Regions from separate parts of the Homo sapiens genome. Here region 1 is linked to region 2. The links are chromatin contacts, found by Hi-C in ENCODE. All regions are on one chromosome and are shown on one strand. Each heading gives the region's core, a stretch centred on a gene start or an enhancer-like site at or near the end of the contact. The rest is flanking DNA. Distances are from core to core; before and after follow the strand shown.

Region 1 (2,861 bases), core at 255-2,754, 2.5 Mb after region 2:
ATATTTTTACACATGTAGCTATTAATTTTGACTAAAACTACTTTTTATATTCCATTGTCTTCTGCGATGTCATGAAAAGGCCAAGTATAGCACTCCAAGTACTGGTGGACTGGGGATTTTTTAAGAAAGAGAGGAAAAGTACAGAAACAGATGCAAGAACTCTGGGTCAGCCAGATCAGCAATCAGGGGGTGTCTGAGGGTTTCAGTCCTCATCACTCCACCACCATAACTCCCATTCACCCTTTAAAATTCTATTTTGTCTTTACTGTTATTCTTCTAATATCAGCACTATTCTCTATGAATGAATCCTTCTTATCATGCAGCCAAAACTTATATTACTTGGGTACAGAGAACAATCACATCATACCACAAGTCTCCCTGAAGCAAAATAGTTAAAAGCACATTCTTTTTAGTTTAAAATTAAACAGCCTCATCTGACTTTCTTTTTCTTTTTTTTTTTTTCTTTTTTTTTTTTTTTTTTGATGGCAGCAAACACTGGATCTGCCTCAAGCCTTCCCTGGCTGCCCTGCAAACTTACACCAGTCCACAGAGGTGCTGAAACCTCTGAGAGGCAAGTAACAAGCAGCATGAAAATGGAACTAATGATCCACAGCTTCATCCTTTGTTTCCAGAAGCAACTGGTGTCCGCTTTCAGAATCTCTGAGACTGGAAATGATGGGAAATAGTAAGGGAAGCTATGTGGTCCAGAAAAAAAATAGTTGTGGACCTGAATGGCTTGCCATTATTACATTTCCCTATTGGGCCAGCATACTGCCTCTTTGCAGTTTGCCAGATTTCGCCTAACCTCATCCACATTTAAAAGTCTATGGAAAAACAGGAGGGCCTTTCAGGGGGAAATTCATTCATGTTTGGATTCAGGCAGATTTAGGAACCTTTAATAGCACTGTAATTACCCTGCAGGGCACACCACAGAGCAGCCAGCAAGCTCTCCCTCAATGGACACAAAATTTCCTCTGGAATTTACAGAGCAGAAACCTTAAACACACATCGCCATAAGAACCAGATTACATAATGTCTCCATCACCCTCCTGACAGCTACAATTATGAGTCAATCCCTGGTTTAAATATGAAACCGGAAGCTCCGTGTTTCCCCTCTGACTATGTGGCAGGCTGAGTTGAGCTCTTCGGGGCTGTCAGTTTGGAGATCTAAGCTGCTCCCACAGTCACTAATTTAGCATGAGACCAAATGACGGGGTAATTAAAAGCAGTGCTGCAGAGACCCGCTCCAGGACCAGATGTTCTCCTTGTTTAATCGCTGCCCACATAAGGAACAGAAATAGCCCCCTCCTTTAATTTTTCCTTTTCTTTATCCTCTCCAGATAATTTCCGGCTTCTGATCTTTCAATCCCACAAAATAAAATAAAAATAAAAGCCCCATTAGGAAAGATGACATGTTATTGAACATATGACTGTAAGTTGTAATGCACTCTTGCAGTCTCCTCTTTGTACTTCTTGAAGCATTCCAACTCATAAGACATTAAGTTGCCCTGGCAACCTCACATGACTAACAGCTCCAGAGAGCCCCACCTAACTGCAAGGGCTCATTTAAGTCAACATGGGCCACCCCAGCACTTAGTAGCCCAGGTCTGAGTAAATAGCCTTGCTTTTTGGCTTTTTAGAACAGGCTGGAGGAGGCGGCCCCTCCCCTTTTATTGCCCCAAACACAGGACAAATAAGTCTCCACCCTAACTTCTCCAGGAACTTGACTAAAAAGGCCAGGGGTCATCTGGCAAATCAAGGCGAGGTCTTCTCTTCACGTTTCTGGCTTCTGGACAAATAAGGCAGAAGAAAAGGGAAGTTGAGCTAATAATGTATACCTTCCAAAAATGGAAAAGCAGTATGCAATATGGCTATCTCAATCTTATCAAATCAGACGAGGCAGCTTTCTTATGTCCCTTGGGATGCAGAGTCTGGTCTCTATCTAAATAGCAGGCTTCCTTGGCATTAAAGCACTAGAGGCCTTGAGGACAGTCTTGGAAATCAGGAGAATAGAGATCCAACTCTAATTCCACCGTTTGTGACAACAGACAAGCCACTTTACCTCTCTGAGGTTATTTCTTAATTGGCAGTACGGAATGACCATCCTTGTTTTTTTCTCTTCTGGGACCTGTCTCTGCAAACTTCATCCTCATCCACAATTCTCAAGCATGTGGAGTTCTAGGTTTTTAAGATAAAAGGTGCTAATGAATTGTATTTCCAGATAAATAGGTATAGTCTTTTTAAAAAAACAAGTTAATCAAAATTTATAAAACATGATCACTTGAGATTTTTGACTTTATGGAGGTAATCAGACAAGAACCTTTGATCCTTGCTTTCACTAATCCCTTCTGAATCATTGATTATTTGCTAGTGTCAGGTAGATCGACTCAAGTCACTGCCTAGTAATGACCAATCTGAAATGAGGATAAAGGTGCTCTACAAAAGCATATTGTAAATCAGAAAGAAACAGAAATACCCAATGATTTGATGAAAACTCACTAGTTCTGTAAAGGGAGGGAAACCACAACTGTTACTGTTGTACAACTTTTGTTCTATCCTGGAATCACCTCACATGTGAGATTTTTAAGTGGGTTGTACTCACCTGGTTAAATAGACACGAATGGGACAGTCTGAAAAACAGTCTCCACTCTCAGGGTTGATGCCCACATCAAGACAAAAAGCCAAACGGACCCACAGGACAAGAAACAATGTTGTGGGCAGCCGTGTGTTTCGCATATTGCCCCTGACACAAACAAGGAATTATGGAGGTCCCATCTTTAAACAGACTTTATATTACTCACCATCTGATCAGTGTGTGTGTGTGTGTGTGTGTGTGTGTGGTGTAAGAGTGAGGGAAAAAG
Region 2 (2,966 bases), core at 379-2,878:
TATTCACTTATAATACATAATTATATATAATGCATATATATAGAATACATAGGCATCTGTATCATAAGCATACAGGTAAATGCTTACGTATTCATACTTACAGCATATGTCCTTACAGCTCTTACGCTTCAGCAAGAATTTTCCAACATTGCTTTTTTAGCAAACTTTTTTTATTATAAAGCAACATATGCACATTACAGGTTATTTAGTGTAACTGACTCTACCAATCTTCTCTCCTCCCCTCCAATACTTCTAAGTCTTTGTTTGTTGTGCTTTACTTTAATCGTTAAACTTTTGGCAAGCGATGTAAATTTGAATTATTCACTTCCTGGGGTACTTTTAATTCTTAAAATAAGACACAATGGTTAAAGCTTAATCATTTATGTTACAGAGGACATTTACTGAACAACAATAATTATTGTGACATTATGGTCTAGTCTCCTAAAAATGACATTGAAGGAAAGGGAACCGGAATATTCCAGACACTACAGTAGGTCTGAAATCTCATATCAAGTCCTTAATAGGTCAAAACTTACAGCCAGTATCAATTACCTAAGGGACTTAACGAAAACGTTTATGAAATCTTCAATTGGATTACAAAAGCAAGCACATCGTTGCACTGTATCTAAGACACTCTACAGGGCAAAATCTCATGAAACAAGTATTTAAGTAGTCTAACTTTTTAATGTTGCTAGTGTGTTCCCTTCTGCCTCAGTTTATAGATTGAGTATGGAAATATTTAAGCAGGTTTGTTTTTGGTTTGTCAGTCACAGGACTTATTTAGACACTTAAATTTATGATTTGGTTACTACAGACATCAAACTCCTTTTGGAATACGGAGTATAGGGTAAGGTCACTCTAAAGCAATGATGAGAGTCCGAAGCAACAGCAACTGGATCTAGCATAAGACTAGTACAATTCGGTCTCTACCACGAAGAGAGATCTCTGTACTTGAGTGCCCAAAGGCAGAAACACACACATGCCATAAGCAATCCACATCTGTGAAGATGAGGGAGGGGTGGACTTCTTGGGATGGGCGGAAACACTTACAACTAGGGAGGAAGCCAGGCTGCGGCGGACCCAGCTGACCAAAGGAACTACAGAAGAGGACGAAGAAAGCGAGGGGGAAAGGGCGAGGGTTATTAACTGAGTTGATGGAATAAGGTAGTGGCTCCAAACTTCACGGCTCATTAGAGCTTGAAAAAAAAAAATCAGACGCCGGGTCGCACAGAAGTAATTAAACCAATCCCTCTGGCGGTGGGGCCCAGGCGTCGGTACTTTTTTTAATTTCCCACTTGAATCCAATGGGAATCCAAGTTTAAGGGCTAGAAGACCAGAGAGCGACAGACAGGGAGGAGGCGCGCCAGCCAGGGGCCGAGGCACATGCGGGCCGGCAACAGCGAAGGCTCCGCCTCTTCCTGTGGCTCGGAGGAGCCGCGGAACCCCCAACGCGCGACTCAGACGGAGACACCCACTCTTTCGGCGCTAGCGGCGGCTGGAAGGGACGAGAGCCTGGCCTAGGAGGAAGGAGGCGGCTCCAGGACCGCATTACCTGATCAGAGCCGCGACCCTCATGCTGGGCGCAGTGCGCGTGCGTGCGGCGAGCGCGGGCGGGAGCCAGGAGGTCGCGCCGCAGCTCGCGTGACGCACCGCGGGGCCTCGCCCGGGTGTTCGCTCCGCCGCCTGTCCGCGGATCGGCGCTGCGAGCCCCGCGGCTGCCTGCGGGACACCTGAGCGCGGAGGGTGCGGCACCTTGGCACCTTGACCCTGTGGCAGGGACATCTCGGCCCAGGAAAGAATGAGGTTTAGGCACGGCCTAACCACCTAAGTGAGGGCACTGAAGCTGCCGGGGGAAGGGCAAGGTCCGCGTTGCAGAGCCCAAGCCCAGTGGCGCAGGATTTGTTTTGGTAAGAGGGGATTTAGCGTCCCAATTGCTGCAAATTGACACAGTTGCGGACGTGCAAGCGCAGAAGAAATTTGTCCTTCCTCACCCCACAGAACAGAAACAACTGTACACTTCTGCTTTTTAACTTACATCTCCTCTGTCCTCCAAACCTGTGTGTCCAGATGTGAAACTCAGATCCCCAGGGGCTGTGGTAATTTTTAAATCTGGGGCTAGCCCCCCCCACCTCTAGGCCCTCTGTGGCTTTGGCTCTTGGTCAAGCTTGTGTATTTGACAAGGCCAGGCCAGGCTCTTCACCAAAGAGCAATGGCCTTGCAGAAAGAAAATCTAGCTTCTAAGTTTATTTGCCAAGTATGTATTGAGTGCCTTTCGTGTACCAGGCACTGTTTTAGACTCTGTGGATACAACCGTAAATAAAACAAAAACCCGGCATTCCGGGCATAGAGCTTAAATGGGGATGGAGAGAACAGACAATACATATCTTAAAGGTAAATAGTCTGTTGAAGAGTGAAAAGTGCTATTGGAAAGGGGCGGGGTGCGGTGGGGGAGAGTCAGGAGAGAGGTGGAGAGGCAAATTGCAGAATTAAATCGTGTCTATGTAGGCCTTATTGGTAAGATGAGAGTTGAGCCAATTTAAATAAGGAGAGTTCGCTATGTGTATGATTGGGGTGTGCTCCAGACAAGAAAAAAAAATCGAAGGCTCTAGGTGCGTTGTGTGTTTGTGGAAGATTAAGGCAGATCCGTGTTGCTGGAGCAGATTGAGCAAAGCAGAGAGTAGTGGAGAGCAGGTTAAGGTGATGGAGGGGAAGGATTATATAGGGTCTTGTAGGTAATTGCAGACTTTTGAAGGGTGTGACTTAAAATTTTAAAAGGATTGCAGTGTTGAGAATCCACCTATTAGGAAGCTGTTACAGTGTTCCAGTAGAGAGATGGCGGAGCCTAGAATCAACATGGTGAATTTGGTGAGAAGTAAGAGGATTCCAGCTCTATTTTGAAGATAGAGCCAATAGAATCAAATTCGATATGGGATACAAGAGAAAGAAAGTCATGAGGGATGATGCCA

The links. Hi-C counts contacts between places; a loop is a spot of excess contacts on that map. Pooled maps may share reads with other maps.
Region 1: a pooled map shows a loop between it and region 2 (5-fold over the local background). The contact joins the enhancer-like site here to the promoter of DPH6-DT in region 2. A Hi-C loop is called at or near these places in 2 of 50 pooled maps.

What each region holds. Positions count from the first base shown.
Region 1 is chr15:38,068,152-38,071,012 of GRCh38, forward strand. LINC01852 (long intergenic non-protein coding RNA 1852) reads right to left here. Exons shown (of 3, transcript NR_147201.1): 3 at 661-1,789. Among named protein-coding and RNA genes, the nearest start is that of LINC01852, 3.4 kb to the right of the region's middle. Within about 2 kb of position 1,505, at least 18 of the 41 ENCODE cell types and tissues checked have a DNase peak (open chromatin) inside an H3K27ac peak, as active enhancers do.
Region 2 is chr15:35,544,567-35,547,532 of GRCh38, forward strand. It overlaps DPH6-DT (DPH6 divergent transcript), which reads left to right and starts at 1,629. Exons shown (of 3, transcript NR_038251.1): 1 at 1,629-1,907. It overlaps DPH6 (diphthamine biosynthesis 6), which reads right to left and starts at 1,599. Exons shown (of 9, transcript NM_080650.4): 1 at 1,553-1,599. The coding sequence starts at 1,575. RefSeq lists an enhancer at 600-1,534 and silencers at 1,582-1,721, 2,022-2,071.